Regions from separate parts of the Homo sapiens genome. Here region 2 is linked to region 1. A link is a loop called in an ENCODE intact Hi-C map of the cell type or tissue named here. Cell type or tissue: A673. All regions are shown on one strand. Links, peaks and the distances in the headings refer to the core of each region. The heading gives the core; the rest is flanking DNA.

Region 1 (9,899 bases), core at 1,095-9,094:
CACTCTTCATCAAACCTAGCATGAAAATATACAAGTTTAACTGTTTCTTTGGGTCTTTATGTCCTTATGAACCTGTGTCACATGGAACTTACATTAAATAAAATGTGAATGCTTTTCTTTTGTTAATCTGTCTTTTGTTTCACAGGCCTCAGCCATAAAGCTATATTACTCAATCTTTCTATGCCCATAATCAACGAGAACTCAAATAGAAAATATATTAACTCAATTTTCCTTTTGAAAGTACTTTTGGAGGCCAGGCGCAGCGGCTCACGCCTATAAACCCAGCACTTTGGGAGGCTGAGGTGGGTAGATCACCTGAGGTCAGGAGTTCAAGACCAGCCAGGCCAACAATGATGAAACCCCATCTCTACTAAAAATACAAAAATTAGTCAGGCATGGTGATTCACGCCTGTAATCCCAGCTACTTGGGAGACTGAAGCAGGAGAATCGCTTGAACCTGGGAGGAAGAGGTTGCAGTGAGCTGAGATCACACCATTGCACTCCAGTCTATGCAGCACAGTGAGACTCCGTCTCAAAAAAAAAAGGAAAAGAAAAGAAAAAAAAAAAGGAAGTACTTTTGGGAAAAGAAGAAAACAACAACATTAACCATTTTTTAAAAAGTTAGGTTATGCTTCATATTAGGTACAAGTTTAGTGCAATTCTTTCTTCTTCCTAAAGCATTTTAAAAAATGCCCAAGATGACAATGAGAAAGCATGTGAAGGCCTAGATGTCATGATATTTCATATCCTATACTGCTAAAGTTAAAAAGTGAAAAAATATATTCAAGAAAAAAAGGTTCAATTAAGGTAGTTGTAATTAAAGGAATTATATTACCTTTCAAATAACCAGAAAACTCAATTAACCAAAATCACTTATTGGCTGTGTCTTCCAGTTAATGAAGATTTTGGAAGATTTAATTGTTAAGTACACATCAGAGTTTGTCATGAAGATATACCCAGTTGTTATAGTAAATATGGTACAGAGAATTTCTTTCAGTTGCTATTGTATTAAATGTTATGTATTTCAGAAATAGCCTAGAGTTAAAGAGGAGTGATATTCTATTAATTAATCTTAAATTATTTCAGGATAGGAACATAGACCTAGGAAAGAAAAATGGAAATGATGCACCAAAAAAAAAAAAAAAATCAGCAATTTCTTCCTCAAACTTCCTAATCCAAATGGCCAATTGCTGGTTGTCATTGCATTAATCTAATTATAACTCTTTCCTATTGAATTTTCAAATACATGAAATGACTGGGAAAAAACAGCGACTTGTAAAAATCAAAGGGTTCCATGGTTAATGTTACATTCAAAGGTAATTACTTAACACAGGCAAAGCTGAACTGCACAACCTACAATTCTGCAACTTTCTATAGGCCCTTTTGCTTCTACTTTAAATAAAAGAAATTCCTTTCATTTTGTCAAGAAAACTTTTCTCTACCTCACTACTGCCTGACAAGGGAACAGATGGCAATTTAAGGGGAGAATTTATGAGAGCCACAATCTTAATGTTGCATAAAGGAAAGAAAAAGACTCGCATCAAAACCACTGACAAATGTACTTGCTAATATTAATGCACTCCCCATTCATCCAATATGCTTCCTAATTGCTTTTCTGTACATAATAATGTGGCACCTGCTGCTCAACATTGCAAACGCATCAGGATTTCTCCAAAGTCAAACAGCTCTGCAACTGGCCCTCTCCCAGTGATAAATGTAGAGCACTGTATCACGCACAGTTCCTGTCAGTGGCATAATTAAAATTTTATACTTACAGAAAAAGATAGTAAACAATCAGTTCTTAAATGGATTCACAAGAGGAACTCTTGTTACAGCCAACTTTATAATTAGTATGCATCATGTACTGCTAATATATCCATGACAAGAAAATAGGAAAAAAATTAGAAACTTGAGTTCTTCCCTTTAATGCAATGTTAAACTACTTTAAAAAAAAGAAGAAAATAATCTACTATTACTGTACTATTACATCAAGAACCTTCTCTCATATTAGCATAACTGCTTCTACTATATAACTTGTCTATGCCTTCTCAAGTGACAATGAGAATGAGATTAGAGTAGAAGGGAGAAAACTTTTGCATGCATACACATCAATGAAAGCATGGTACATATTTTGTAGTACAGGGGTCCAAAAACTACAGCCTCTTGGTAAAATCCAGGCCAAAACCAGATTGTTTTGTAAAGCCTGTGAATTGAGAATGGATTTTACATTTTTAAATAGTTGGAATAAAAATCAAAAGAAAAATAATATTTTGTGACACCTGAAAATTACGTGAAATTTAATTTTCAATGTCCATAAATACAGTTTTATTGGAACATGGCCACACTCATTCATTTATTTATCATATTGTCTATGGCTACTTTCTTGCTACAAGGGCAGAATTGAGTAGTTGCAACAGAGACCTAGTCTGCAAAGCCTAAAATATTTACTATCTGGTCCTATGCAGAAAGAGTTTGCTGATCCCAGATCTAAGGCATTTGTACTCTACAAATCTATGTAATTGGAGTGTGTCATTATTTACATGTATGTGCACATAAACAATTAGTGATCTATGAGATAAAAGTAGGGTTACCACAAACATATCTGTGTGCATGCACGTGTGATGTAAAAGGTTAAAAACTATAATTCTAGGTGTAACTAAAAATTAATGTTTGCATTGTGATGAAAATCAAATTATATTAATTATCTGGACTTTTATTTTGATTATAATTATATTTAGCAAATTACTGCTTTACTTTTGCATGTATGCATTTTATGTTCCTTATGTCTGTGAAGAGTCTATTTTATTAGACAATAAAACAACCAAAACAACAACAGCAAAATATATATATACACATATATACATGTGTATATATATATATACACATATATACATGTGTATATATATATACACATATATATATATTATTTTTGGCTATCACTGAATGTGGAAATAATGAGTGATTTAGTAAAACACCACTGTTGAGGCCACTTTGCTATTTTTTTCCTGAAGCTATCAGTAAGCTAAAAAAGAAGTTATTTGATAAAATTGTTTAAGACTACATACACACACAGATACAAATGAATCCATGTAAAACTGGTGAAATCATAAGGTGCTTTCAATCTGTTTCCTGAGTTTGACTGTATTACTGTATTCAAATTATGTCAGATATTACCAATGGGGGAACTAGGAGAAGGGTACATGGGACTTCCAATATTTTTACAATTTCCTGTAAATCAATAATTATTTCAAAATAAAGGTTATCTTTGTAAGTCATTTGAGAAGAGAATCCTCTAGATTATATGGGTAGTTCCTCTATCTGATATAGAATTACATTGTACCAAGATTTTCAAAAATTTTACCGAGAAAAAGAAAATAAGAAAAACTAATAGATCTAAAAATTTCCACACTTGACTTACATGAAATGAGGCTGAAATAAATCAATCAGTTTAATTTTTTCTAATCAATATAATGGAGTGGAGGGAACTCAGCTAAACAGATTACGTGGTTTGGTGGACAAAGCCTCTAGTTGGCTGGCTGACCAGTTTGCTTCACGTGGGTTGTCGAGGGTTCCTCTTCGGTAAGTCCGGACTGCAGAGCCTGATGACTATTTCTTTGCCCCTAGTGCCCCTCTTCTCACGTTCCCCAAGCATATTCCTATTGGCCAGAACCTTTCCTTTATTGTACAATTACCATCTTTTACATCTAGATGAAAATGCTTTGCTTTACAGCTGAAAGCTGGAAGTGAAGGGAATTTGAATCTAGAGGATTTTAACTTGTTTGCTTCACTAGAAAAGCATGCCTCATACGACGTAGTGCCTTTTTAAAAGGCTGTTCCTTTGAGCAAATAGTATTAATTCCAATACTTTTTTAAAAGAGGGGGAGACCTACCTATGAATGTAAATAAAGTGACAAATTCCAAAACTAAACATCTCAGGGAGATTAAAGTCTGAATCAGAAGCACAGATGCAGATAAAATAATTTGTATCATGAATGAAAATGTTATACCCTAAAATCCTAGGAAAAACAAAAATCTTTTCTTGAAGATAAAACTGCATAAAAATTACTGATGTGAGTGAGGAAATAAAGTATGTTTTTAGTTTTCATGCCAGGAAGGAGATGAGATTCATTTTTATACCAGCTCCACAAAGGCTTGCTAGCAACCTGCTTAGAATACAATAGATGGGATTTAAATTTTCTTTTCCTTTACGTGGTTTGCTCATTTGCATGCTAGGCCCCAGAATGGTCTTCTCTCTCTCTCTGCCATTTCACAGAAACACTGGGATCTGAGCGCTGGGAGCAAACTGAAAGGTTCAAGGGTGCTTGTGAGTTCAGCAGAAAGCTCTTTTATCAGTGTATTTGCAAGGGAAAAATGTAGTGCTTTCCTCACTTCATTGGGCAACTTTTCCTTTGAGGGACAGCTTCAAAAATCTCCTCCCCAGAACACCTCTCAGCCCAGAAAGTGCTCTGCATTCCTCAAACACACAGAAGGAAACTCACCATGGGGACTCCTAATGAACAAAGACAAAATTAGCGTTGGTTTGGAAGGATTTTAGAAAGAGGATCGGTCTACCCTTCTGCACCTGGGTGTCAGTTCCTCAAATTTCTTCATTTAAAATATCAGACATGGCTGTTATTCGAGCTTAAAAGAAAGTCCAAGGGGGCTGAGACCTTGGAGGAAAAGGCTATCCAGACTTTATTTTCAAATCAATTTTAGGATGATTAAAGTATATACAAATGTCACAACTATCCAACCCAGTGAGTAATAATTTAAAAGAAGAGAAGGAAATAAACACAAGACATTTAGTCGCTCAAATAGGAAATATCAATCCAATCCAATGATTATAGTCAGTTTTTAAAGCCTACACAGTACATTCTCATCATAAAAGACATACTGTATATAAAGAGAAATGCTCCCTCATTGCAGTATAAAGATCTCAGATGTGATGCCTGACGAAATAATAAAAGGACTGTATTCATCAACAGACTTAAAACTGCACGTTATTCTCTGTTACTGACAGACAACTGTTTATAGGAACTGGAAGAGGTTGGGATGGCATTCCTATGTAAATAAGAGGGAGTGGTGCTGGAGTGTTGTTTTTTCCAGCATTGCAAAAGCCCTCACAGCAGGAAATGTTTTATTGTAATGCAAATGTATTTGATTTTCTCCAAAATCCCCTTTCACTGTCTTTCCTGTCTGAATGTATCATCACACCATATTTGCAATTCTATTAAGCACCATTTTATATTAGCCTAATTTACGTAACCTGCCTAATAGGAATCGGAAATGTTACAGTTATTTTACTGGATCCAATTAGTATTTCATTGTTTTAGCCTGAGCACAATATTGTACAATAGTCCTCAATACTCAGCTAAATGGGATAGGATGTACACCACGTAATACGATAAATGGAAGCATATGTTTTAAGCTAATTAAAACGCAGTTAAAACCTGCCTGAACTGAAACCAACTGCATCCTTTAATATCTGGTGAATGACTATTTAAAAAAAAAAAACCAATAATAAAATGTCATATCATGGTGAACTTAAGAAAAAAGTACAAAAGTTAAGTACTGAAAATAGCTGGACTAAATTACTAGTGGATTGTTTCCTGGAAACGCATTTTCTCTTTTTATGTGTCACACAGAGAAGAAGAGTGACTTTTTCCCAAGTTAGATACACAAATTCACAAAAATGTGTAAAGATTATTGGTTAACCAGAGGGTGAGGAATAGTTTAAGTATTCCCATAATTAAAAATAGAGTTTCTTATTTCTTATTTTAACACCCATTCAATTTATAGAAATATATCAAATGTTGCATTTTGTGCATATCAGAGATAATATATTCAGCAAAAAGAAGTTACATAATTTCAAACCAAAAAAAATTTGTAACAATACTCAATTTTAAAAATGGCTTTATTTAGGGATATCACTGAGTAGGAAAAAAACCTAAAATGTTGGGTTGAAATTGTGAAAGTAACAATAGTAAACAATGTGAGTATTGTATAACGTAACATATTATACATATATATATACCAAAAATTCCTTGTAATGCAGGAAAATCACTTTTCTTTAATTTCAGAATTTTGCTGTTGAATTCATATTGGGTTGTTATGCTGTTTTATCTGGGTATTGTTCCCCTAAGATTACAGGCTCTATTAAAATATGAGTAGGAAGTATATCTAGGAGGAAAAAATACTGGGCTGAGCGACACATAACCCAATTAAAAGCATATTTGCTTCTTACTTTTTATACAGACACCTCTCAAACCTCATTTCAATGAAAATAGTGTATGAAATTGTAACTTTGCCAAAAATAACTTTCGGAAAAAGAAACAGGTATGAGAAGTTTCTCTTATAGTAAAAGGGAGGCAAAGTTGAATGTCTGGCAAAATATTAAATACAATATTTGGTGGGAAAAATAATCTTTTTTGTTTTTTATTTTAACTTATGACAATGGTAAGAAATAGTACTAAAGTGAACTCCTGGGCTGACTGGAGATTCTTAACAATAATGTATGATGGTTGCACTAAACCTGAGAGTGTGCTTTATGTCATTTTTTCCGACTTTGCCATTAACTCCATAACAGCTGGCACCAAATATAGTAAATTGTGAAATAATGAGCTTGTATATTGCTAGCAATTACAGAGTTAAGTTGAATAAATCCTTAGAGTACAAAATAAGTGTGCTTTCCACCTGACAATAAATTAAAAGTGACGCCTGCCTTAATTTAAAATTGCCTAAGATCATATAAAAAAATCAACAAAAAACACTGTGATTGAAACCACATCTCAAAATTTGCCAGGTTTGACTCTATCCCTTTCATATATGTTTATGACATCTGTCACCTCGATCTATTATTTAAACACTTTTTATGCATTGCTGAGTTATGAAGTATGTTTGTGATAACTATACTTCTGAATTTGAAAGCTCAAGATGTGAATGCTATGTATCTTGCTTTCCTTGTCAATATATAAATCTGAACAGAAACTAGATAACCAGATCACAATATTCTTTTAAACTATGATACCAGACGGGCTGTGCCTTTAGAAAAACAATACAATTAAAGGACCAGAATTTGGAAGCTCTTGGTAAACAAAATAAACATCACTTCAATGAAACTCATACATAACATGAAACTAACGTTTCTTTAATTGGTTTTTGAAAAATATAACTTATAAAAATATAACTTAGACCATATATTAATGGACCATGTCCAAAAGTAGTCTAAACGGCAGTTGCTGTTAGACAGACACAGCCTCAAACTGCCAGGGGATTGGGTTTTATCTGTCAGCATAAAAACACCTACCATGGATTAGATAAAGGGGGATGGGACAGGTAGCAATACAGGACTCCTCTCTTCACATACAAACACAAACACATACACACATGGCAAATAGTAAAAGTTAAGTAAGTGCCATGGCGTCTTTGGGCTCACCATAGAGCTGGATGTGATTTTGGGAAGTGACTGGAAGAAGCCTTTTGGCTTCTAGGAGGGAAATAAAACTATCCCAACTGATAGTCATATTTTTCCCTTCTGAATATATTTAGGAATACAAACAATATGTTTTAAGAGGCAGCTTCAGCCGGCCACGGTAGCTTGGTTCACGCCTATAATCCCAGCACTTTGAGAAGCTGACGTGGGTGCATCACCTGAGGTCAGGAGTTCGAGATCAGCCTGGCCAACGTGATGAAACCCTGTCTTTACTAAAAATGCAAAAATTAGCCAGGCATGGTGGCAGATGCCTGTAATCCCAGCTACTAGGGAGGCTGAAGCACGAGAATTGCTTGAACCCGGAAGGCAGAGGTTGCAGTGAGCCAAGATCGCATCACTGCACTCCAGCCTGCGCAACAGAGCGAGACTCCATCTCAAAAAAAGAAAAAAGAAAGAGGTAGCTCCTGCTCCTCTGAAAATGTGGCTTCTCATCTTGGACATTCCATATAGCAAATGAGTCTATTAAATGTATCCTAAAATCTTTCAGTGATCTGGAATGTATAAGCCTGTCTTATAAAGTTGTAATGTTTCCATTCCAACAAAGTAGGCTGCCTGTTTTGGGACACTGACCAATCTCATCATTGCATCATTTCCTATAGAATCAATTTGTATTATTGTGTATGGAGGTACAGATTGGCATTGATTCAAAGTACTGAAATTAGATGAGCCCTAAAAGAAACTAAGCTTGTTGGCAGGCCAGAATTTGAGCTGAAGTGGAAATTACAAAATATAGCAATTAACCATTACTCCTCAGTTACTGTTGCGGCTTAGGACATGCTACTGCAAAATATGGCACCTTGACAGATGGAAAATTTTAAGCTGAAGAAATTTGAGAAACAGTATTTGCATGAAGGTCTCCCTGACCTTCCCCTGCTTTTCTCCACTAAAACAGGTCATAAAACCTAGGAAGGATTTTCTGACCCTCCCCTAATGCAGGCCATAAAACCCTCATGTGAGAGATGCTCTCTCTATACCTGGAGGAAAAGAGCAGCCTTATCTCTGAAGACACAGGATCACAAAGAAAAATCTGAACAAACGGGTGTTGCTAAGTTCTCCCCTAGTTTATTATCATTAGATCATACCCCCTTTGTCCAATTATATTTCTCCATGACTGTCCACTCTACATCAAACCTACTACAGTATAAAAAGCTCTACAGTTTAGCTGCTTCTTTGGGTCTTAATTTCCTCATGAAGGCTCCCATATCACACAAAGCTTACATTTAAAACATATGTGTGATTTTCTCTCGTTAATCTGTGTTTCGTTATAGGGGCCCCAGTCAATGAACCTTAGATGAGAAGGGAAAGATATGCTTTCTCCTCCATACTGTCCAATTCTCAGACCTTAAGTGGGTGGAGGCAAAGGTGAAAATCTGAGATCTAAAATTTTTTTGTATCAGCAGAAAAGTTGTATTCCTTTTAAAGGCACATCCAAGGCCTTAACAGACAGCCACAAATCAAAGTAGGCATTTAAAGCATTAGATAGTAAGGCACAAGATATACAATGGGGGAAAATGCTTCACCATCGGAAGCGAACAGCAAACTTGGCTGCATCGACAGCTGAGCTCTGCAAGTGCTGGGGGGTGTGGCTGAGAGTAACAGCATGTTTGCAGAACTAAAAGAAATGTTTCTCAGCTATTCCTACATGCAGGAACAAAACCAAATGCAAGACACCACATTCAGAATTCTCAACCCTCTTTCCGTTAGCTGTGCTTTGAGCCAAAGGATTAGCTTTTGCAGTAACCAAAATTGATGGTTCAGATGGCTGAAATGACCACAAAAAAAGATTTGGAGAGACTTAACTGCAAAGCTTTTACTGATGCACATGTTCCCAGATATACACATTTTGCAACCACAGAATGAGACAGGTTCTACAAAGAAAAAGGGAGGTGTTAATGAGAATTGCTTCTTTATCAAATGGTCTTCACCTATTCAATATTGCAAAGAATTTATAACAAGCTAAACTCCTGTGCTTGTCCAGAACATTTCAGACTTACTTCTGAGAACATCTCTCCTTTTTGTTACTCTGCAACTTTCTAATGCTATCTTAGTAATAAAGATAATATTCTAAAGGAAAAATAAAAGACTATTTCCAAATGATTTGGAAATAAAAGGTCAGTTTTAAAATCTGAATTTATCAAAGTATACCATAATATATAATCTGCTGACCAACATGCCATTAATCTCTTAAATCTAAATAACATGAATTTCTGTTTTACTCCTAACTCATAAAACCATAAGGAACCCCACGGACTGGCATTCATTTTTTCAATAGCCAAAGCTTCAAATGGGACAGGCACTTTACTTTGTTCTGGGATGTGGATTTGTGGGCAGATGACAAGGTGCTAATGAGGAGCTAATGTCCCTGCAGCTGGCTAACTGCCAACCTCAGGATGGGAGGATTAGAGCA
Region 2 (8,000 bases), core at 1-8,000, 310 kb after region 1:
TCTAGGTTTCTGATTTTATTGGCTTAAAGTTATTTACAATAATCCCTTATTATCCTTTTAATGTCTTTAGGATCTGTAATGATGCTCTCTATGTTGGTTATCTTTTGCTGCTATTTACTTCAAACCTTAGTGGCTTAAAACAAAAACAATTATTGTCTCACTGTTTCTGTGGATTTGAAATTTGCGAACAACTTGGATGGTAGTTCTTGATCAAAATCTCTCATGATCTTGCAATCAAGATATTTGCCAAGACTTTGATGGTCTAAAACAGGGTGTCCAATCTTTTGGCTTCCCTGGGTCACATTGGAAGAAGAAGAATTGTCTTGGGCACACATAAAATACACTAATGATAGCTGATAAGCTAAAAAAAAATCACAAAAAATCCCATAATGTTTTAAGAAAGTTTATTAATTTGTGTTGGGCTGCATTCAGAGCTGTCCTGGGCTGCCAGTTGGTCAAGCTAGAGGTGGAGGATTTGCTTCCAAGATTGCTCATTCACATAGCTATTGGCCATGAGGCCTCAGTTTGTTACTGCTCTTAACAGGAGGCCTTAGTTCCTCACCACATGGATCTTTATAGTGTTGCTTGACTGTTATCACACATGGCAGCTAGCTTCTCCTGAGTGTATGATACAACAGAGAGATCAATAAAGATGCACATTCTCTTTAATCTCTTAGTCTCTGAAGTCACACACATTTACTTCTGCTTTATTGTGTTAGATGCAAGTTTCTTAGTCTATATTCAAAAGGAGGGAAATTAGGCACCAACTCCTAGAGGTAGGAGTGTCAAATAATTTATGGATATACGTTAAAAATAGCTTTCATCCTCATATCTGATGTAGGTAATTTATGTCTCATTTTTTCCCCCGATACATCTAGATAGAGGTTTATAAATTTTACTGATTTCTTCAAAGAACCTGTCTTTAATTTCTTCAATTTTTTTCTATTATTTTTATGTTTCTATATGATAGTTTTCTGATCTTAAGTTTCCTGATTTCTTTAGATGGAAGATTATTGATATGAGATCTTTCTTCTATTCTAGTACAGATATTTAGTGCTTTAAATTTTCTTTTGAATACTGGTTTAGCTATATCACACACATTTTGGTGTGCTGTAGTTTTGTTTTTATTCAGTTCCAAATGCCTTTTAATTTCTTCTTTGATCTATGGCTCACTTAGAATTATGATTATCTTTCTCAATATTAAGGATTTTCTAGATATCTTTTTGTTATTGATTTATAATTTAGTTTCATTTTGGTCACAGAATATAACTTGTATGATTTAAATTTTTAAAATATTTATTGAGCCTTAATTTTATGACCAATAATATAGTCTATCCTGGTGAATATACTGTGTGTACTCTAAGAGAATGACTATTCTGTTGCTATTGGGTAGAGTATTATATAAATGCCAGTTAGGTCAAATTGGTTCAGAGTGCTACCCAGGCCCTTATTGGGTAGCACTGTGCTCACTGACTTTTTTGTCTGCTTTTTCTATCAGTTAGTGAGAGGGGGTGTTGAAATCTCCAACGATCTTTGTTGATTTTTCAATTTCTATTTAATTTCTATCAGTTTTGCTTCATATATTTTGAAGTTCTGTTATTAGGTCCATAAACTTTTAGAATTGTTAAGCACTCTTTATGAATTGACTCCTTTAGGATTATGAAATGACCTTTTTTATCTTTAGTAATAATGTTTTCTCTGAAATCTGTATTTTCCAATATTAACATATAGATTGCATCTTTCTTTTGATTGATGTTACCATGGTTTATCTTTACTTCTTTATTTTAAACTTATTTGTGTTTTAATATTTAGTGTGTTTCTTCTGTGCTTTGCTTTGTTATGCAATATGATAGTCATTGCCTTTTACTTGGGGGTGCTTCGACTATTTACATTTAACGTGGTTATTCATATGGTTGGATTTAAATCTACTCTTGCTGTGTGTTTTCTGTTTGTCTTACATATTTTTAATTGTTTTGGTATTTTTCTGTATTTTATATTATTGGAATTCTTTTTTGTAATTCTGTTTTATCTCCTTTGCCAGTTTATTGGCTGTGTGTGTGTGTGTTTTTTTTTTAACTAGTTGCTTAAAGGGTTTATAATATACATATTAAATCTATCATGGTCTGCCTTAACGTAATATTAGGATTCCATTTTTTATGCACTATTGGTTTATCAACTATATAATTTTGTCACTTTTGATACTGTAAAGATGTTACTTCACTGTCTTGCACTGTTTTCTACGAGAAATCTCTGCTCTTTTCTTTGTTTCTCTGTAAATAGAATATTTTTTTCCTCTGGCTGCTTTTAAGATTTTTCTTTTTGGTCATTGGTTTCAGTCACTTTGATGTGTGTTGTACCTTGGTGTAGCTTTTTTCATGTTTTTCCTCCGTAAGGTCTGTGGAGCTTCTTGGATCTCTGAGTATATATTTTCATTTAATTTGGAAAAAACATCTGCCATTATTTTTTCTTTCTTTCTTTTTTTTTTTTTGTTCCTCCTTTTCTGTCCTCTGTGTTGGGCACTCCAAATACATGCATTTAGGTCACTTTAAGTTGTCACAACTCACTCATGGTCTGTTCATTTTTTTTTCCCTCAATGTCTTTCTCTTTATTTGGGATATGTCTTCAGGTATACTAATACCTTCTTTTGTAAGGTGGAATCTGCTGTTGATACTATCTAGCATATTTTTTAAAAATCTCAAACATTATGTTTTTTGAGGGAGTCTTTATTTACATCTTTCCTGTCTCTATTTAGTACGCTCATGTTTTCCTTTACCTTCTTGAACGTATGAAATTTAATTGTTTTAATTTTTTAAATCAGGTTTATCATCTGTGCCATTTTTATGTCTCTCTTGATTTTTCTCTTCATTGTGGGTATTGCCTTGCTTCTTTGCAGGAAATATATGTGCTTGGTATATCTTGATTGGATGCTAGACATAATGAATGCTACCTGTTGCATGCTAGATATTTTTGTTCTCTAAGTATTCTTGAGATTTGTTGTGAGCTACAGTTAAATTACTTGGAAACAGTTTGATCTTTCCAAGTAATTTTAAGCTTTAAGCTTTTAAGCATTGCTAGGTAGACCCAGAGCAGACTTTAGTCTAAGGTAGTTAGTCTCTACAAGTGAAGCAACACCTTCTGAGCACTCTATTTAATGGCTCTTACATTGCAAGGTTTCCACTCTGGCTGGTTGGAACATGGCTATACCCAGCCTTGTATGAACTTTGAGATTGTTTTGCAGACTGTTCCTGTACGTTCCCACCTTTGGGTGTTTTCCTCATATCCATGGAGCAAGCAGTACTCAGCTGAAGACTCCTTGTCAGGAATCCTCTGAAATTCGCTGGCGTTTCTCTGTGTATATTTCTCTACTCTCCATGCATTTCTCTCCTGCTTGGTACTATACCTTGCGAATTGTACAATTGTTGGCCTCCCCTTGATCACATGTTTCTTCTCACATCAGGGAGAATATTATGCTCTTATTTGTTTGTCCATCCCTATCTTGCAGCCTGAAAATACTCCCATCATAGAACCAGACAATTTTAGGCATTTTCACATTTGTTTCCCTTATTTCAAGGATCACTGTCCTCGCTGCCTATTGTTTAATGTCTGAAAATCATTGTTTCATATGTTTTGTCCAATTTTTAAATAAGGAGGGAAGATAAATCCTGTCCTTTTAACTCCATAATAGCTAGAAGCAGTTCTCTTCAGTTTCTTAACATTTTCTATTTCATTCTTGCTTCATTTTTTAATTTGCTTTAAGAAGTCTGTTTCCAATTATATTCTGTTTTCTATATATTTGATCTTTTACCTAGAGACTCTGGACTTTTTTCTTATTTTGAAAATCTGTTGATTAAGATATATCTCAAGAGTTGATCATTGTGAATCACTTTTATCATGTGGCCACTTATCCCTTTTGGTATGTGGAACTCCAGGAAGTGTACTTGGATTATATTTTTAAATTTTTTTTTCTACTATTTTATTTTTCTTTCCAAGATCTCCAATTATATGTACTCTGGACTTTTTTGGGTCTGTGTTCCACTTCAACTCCTTTTCTCTGATGGTCTTTAATTTTTTTCTCATTTGGTAATTTTCTTGCTTTTTCTTTGCCCTTTATGACATTTGTATTTCATTTTGTTCTTCCTTGGACTCTTTTTAAATTTATTCCTTCACTTTCATATAATTTTGTGTTTTTCTTTATTTTCATTTCACCCTGCGTTTATTCAGCTCATTCATTTCTTTTCATTTTTTAAAATACAATTTCTCATTTTAGTTTTAAAATGTCTGAATCTGGATACAAATGCTCACTTATTTCATTTATTATTATAATTTGTTTATGGTTTCTGGGTTTTGTTTGCATGGAGTCTGTTATCACCTGAAATCTTGTGAGTCTCTTTTTGTTTCTTTGTCTCATAGTAGCTTTGCATTGATGAAGACAGTATCTTTGTATTCATGGACGTTTTGGCTGTTTGCAATAGTTTATAAAATTACTAGTTTAAGAATACCCTCTTCTGTTGGGTATTTTATTTATTGTACAATTTATTTAATGGATGAAATGTTGGCGAGTGCTGGGTGGGAAGGAGTTGTTTTTTTATTTACTCGTATAAGAGCCTAAGTTTCCCACTTTTCTTTTTCCTCCTAATACCCAGTTTCCAAAAGGTGTCTCTACCTATCTTTTCTCCTATCTTCTGCCTCTAAAGCATTCTTTCCCAGGACTGGCTCCTTGACTTTTGTGTTAATGCACATTAAGTCTTCTCTTTGTAGGTCAGTGTTCTGATTTACCAGAGCTTGTTACTATTTTTTTTTACACTTACTTAGTCCTCCCAGTCTCTCTCCCATGCATTTTTTTTCCTGACCTTCCTAGCACTCTAAAAAGAGTTGCTGTGGGAGTCCTAGAGTAGGTTCTATTGGAAAGTGCTTCATATTTTTCTTCCTGTAGGTAATTTGAGGTTTATCGTGTACCCTGTCTTCTGGCTGAAAACATGGGATTTTTGTGGTTTTATTTATTCTTAATATGGTAATTGATGTAGCTTTTTGGTATGATATGTGGGGAGATGGAGGTTTAGGTAACTGTTAGTATTTCTGTTGCCTGAAAGCCTGGAAAATCTGGCTTTTTTGAGAACAATTAATATTTCTAGATACTTTAACTAAAAAGCTAATTTTGGACATTTTCTTGAATCAGGAAAGTATCGTGGCATGTGACATGTTATTTGACCTTTTAAAATGGCTGGGCTTTGCAAATAAGGGACTTTGGAATTTTATTCTTTCAGATAACAGCACAGATTTCTATATAGAATAGTTCTTCTATTTTTCGTGTAAATTAAGAATTCCAAATTGTTCTTACACCTTTGTGTGGGATGTCTATAATGTTAGGTTAAAGTTACTACATAATACCTTTTAGTGCTTTAATGAAACAGTGAATTATTGTTACTTGACCTTTTGAAAAGGTCAGTAGTACATTTTGTTTCATTTTTTTAAAGGACATTTAAATGTAATGAAAGTCAGAACTGTAATATTACCATGAAAGTAAAGGTTATAGGGTACATTTAATTGTGTTCCTCTGTTTTTGAAACTGCTTTGAGGGAGACTGTGTTAAAATTCCACATGGTAATTGTTTTTTGAGAATTTTATTACTTTTTCATTTTATTCTGTTAGAGTAAAAGATTACATTTCTGTTTGTCTTTTTCTGCTATTTTTGCTCAAGTTTCCTGTGTATTATCCTATTTAAGTTATAAAGTTTAAACTACTTACCCATTCACTTTTCCAAGAAAGTAAAATGGAATAAATGTCTCAGAGGTCTTTCTTCTCTTAGAAAGACTCTTGAGTAAAATTCTGTTTGTTCAAATATATAGTTAATATGTTACTGATTTCAAAAAAGTTAGAGGCCCACTAATGGGAGAATTAAATATACTCTGATTTATGCAAGTATTTCACTTATGTCTGTATAGATTGTGTAACTAAATATATTTTCATTTTATTAAAATTTAGAAAGTAAGCTGAAAACGACTATATAATGTTATATATCCTTATTTTATATTGTGATGTTTTTCTTCCATTAAAGCAATTTGAAGGAATTTCTTTTTTCATAAATTTATTTACTAAGAAATAACACTGAAATTTCTTCTATGGGCCTGGTTAGCAATTTTGTAATATTTCTTGTGTTTGTGAGTGACTTTCTCTTTAAAAACAAAGTCTTATCTGAGTGTTTTGATTTCCCAGTAACTACAAAGTTTTTGTAAGACAGTTTTGAGTTATTTTCCCTCAAATGCAATATTGTGTTGCATATATTTTAACAAGTATAAAGATGTGGATAAAATTGATACCTTTTAGAAAATAAAGGAAAACATTGTCTTTTCTTTGTGATTCTGTTTAACTTCTCAGCATTAAGTGAAAGATAAAAATTTGAGTGATCCTTTTCAATATTTTCCACAGGGAAGAGACTTCCACCTTAGGATAGTGTTGCCTGAAGATTTACAACTGAAGAATGCAAGGTGATATGGTGTTTAGTTATAAACGTGCATTTTTGCATTTTGGTGGGACAGGCAGTACATTTGGTATAAATTGATTCTAGTGACTAGAGTTTTGCCTAAAATGCTTATTAGTCATTTGCCCCAAAAGAAACATTTCTGATTTTTCCAAACCAATGCAGCATTTGTAAATATTTACCTGTTACTAAAGTGCTTTTAAACATTAGTTCTCTCATTTTTAAAAAAATATTTAAAGCAGTAAACAGCCATTGTGTACACTTCACTAACAAATACTGAACAGGTATATAAAGGGAGAACAAAAGGATTAGAAAACTTTTTTTCCAACTTTTGACTGATATTATTAATGTGTATATTCATTATATGAGAAGAGTCACATCAGTTCAGTCCTGGCTTAAATTAGGTACCAACATTGAGTGCTGGTAGATACAACTAGTCAGGATATGAGACTGAAAATTTAGGTACCACCCCAAATCTCAATTCTGCCTCTAAATATTTCTGGAGAAGAATGGAGGAAAAGGAATCCAGAGATATTTATGAGTAGAATTGAGAGGATTTTGTGACCAACAGAAGTGTAGTTAAGAGGGAAAAAGGAATAGAGGATGCTTTTCAAATTCCCGGCTCAGATCTCTAAGCTAGAGAAGAGGTCACAGATGGAAAAGTAGAAGAGAGATTGTTTTAAGGCATATTTGGTGTGAAATACCAAGAGGAGCTATTTAGTAGGTAGTAATGTAGTGGTGTGGAAATAGAGTGTGAGACCTGGAGTGCAGATGTGTGTGGAAGTTACAACAGATGAAGGATTTGAGACCTTGATTATGAATAGACTTTTTGGTGCTGTGTCTAGCGGGGTAGAAGAGAAAGCCAGTGACAAGACCTTGGGGCGTACCAACATTTAAAGGACTGGTCACTAAAGAGGAACTTACAAGGAGACTAAGGATTGACCAGAGAAGAGGAAAACTTGGGCAGCAGAGTCTTTCAAGCCAAATAAAGAGAGGCTTAAGCAAGGCATGGTTAGCAATGCTGAGGATTACAAAGAGATAGGTTAGATGCAAGTAAGTTTTGTGTGGTGGCAGAAGCCATTTGTGTTGGATGAGTGGGAGGAAAGTATAAAGTATTTTGAAGAAAAAGAGGTGGTTAGAGAATGGTATGCATTCAAGAAGGAGTTATGATGTTCTTTAAAGATATATATTTGAGCAAGTTAATTCATTAAGGAGAAAAAAACTAGCAGAACATAAATTAAGGATACCACAATAAAGGGATAATTAATTGAAGTCACCAAGTTGGTAGCAGGGGAGAGAAAGCACATTTTGAGCAGGGGTTACCAATGGACATTTGAATGAACTACTCTGCCACTAAGAGAGGAGATAGGGATGGTTATGGGGATTTGAAGACCAAGAATGGAGAGAGTTGTGACAGTTTGAAAAGGCCATGTTGGGGAAAACTCAGAGAGGCTTCCTACTTGTAGGTAACTAAAAGTAATTCCTTAGAAGAGTTACTTAATAGTATCGGGAGCACAACAGA

The links. Hi-C counts contacts between places; a loop is a spot of excess contacts. Peaks named below come from ENCODE experiments on the same cell type or tissue, not always from the same donor. Only the 100,000 strongest peaks of a DNase experiment are listed, where the experiment ranks them.
Region 2: a loop joins it to region 1, with 2.2 times the contacts of the local background. A loop is called at or near these places in 2 of 110 quality-filtered maps.

The regions. Positions count from the first base shown.
Region 1 is chr2:58,535,370-58,545,268 of GRCh38, reverse strand. All of the region lies in intron 1 of LINC01122 (long intergenic non-protein coding RNA 1122), which reads right to left. Among named protein-coding and RNA genes, the nearest start is that of LINC01122, 20 kb to the right of the region's middle. RefSeq lists enhancers at 4,296-4,877, 4,878-5,461, 9,315-9,899. In A673, for the core only: no CTCF peak of the experiment used is centred there; a DNase peak (open chromatin) is centred at 5,148; H3K4me3 peaks cover 1,141 bases; H3K27ac peaks cover 2,455 bases.
Region 2 is chr2:58,230,539-58,238,538 of GRCh38, reverse strand. FANCL (FA complementation group L) reads left to right here. Exons shown (of 14, transcript NM_018062.4): 2 at 6,427-6,485. Among named protein-coding and RNA genes, the nearest start is that of FANCL, 6.8 kb to the left of the region's middle. In A673, for the core only: no CTCF peak of the experiment used is centred there; no DNase peak of the experiment used is centred there.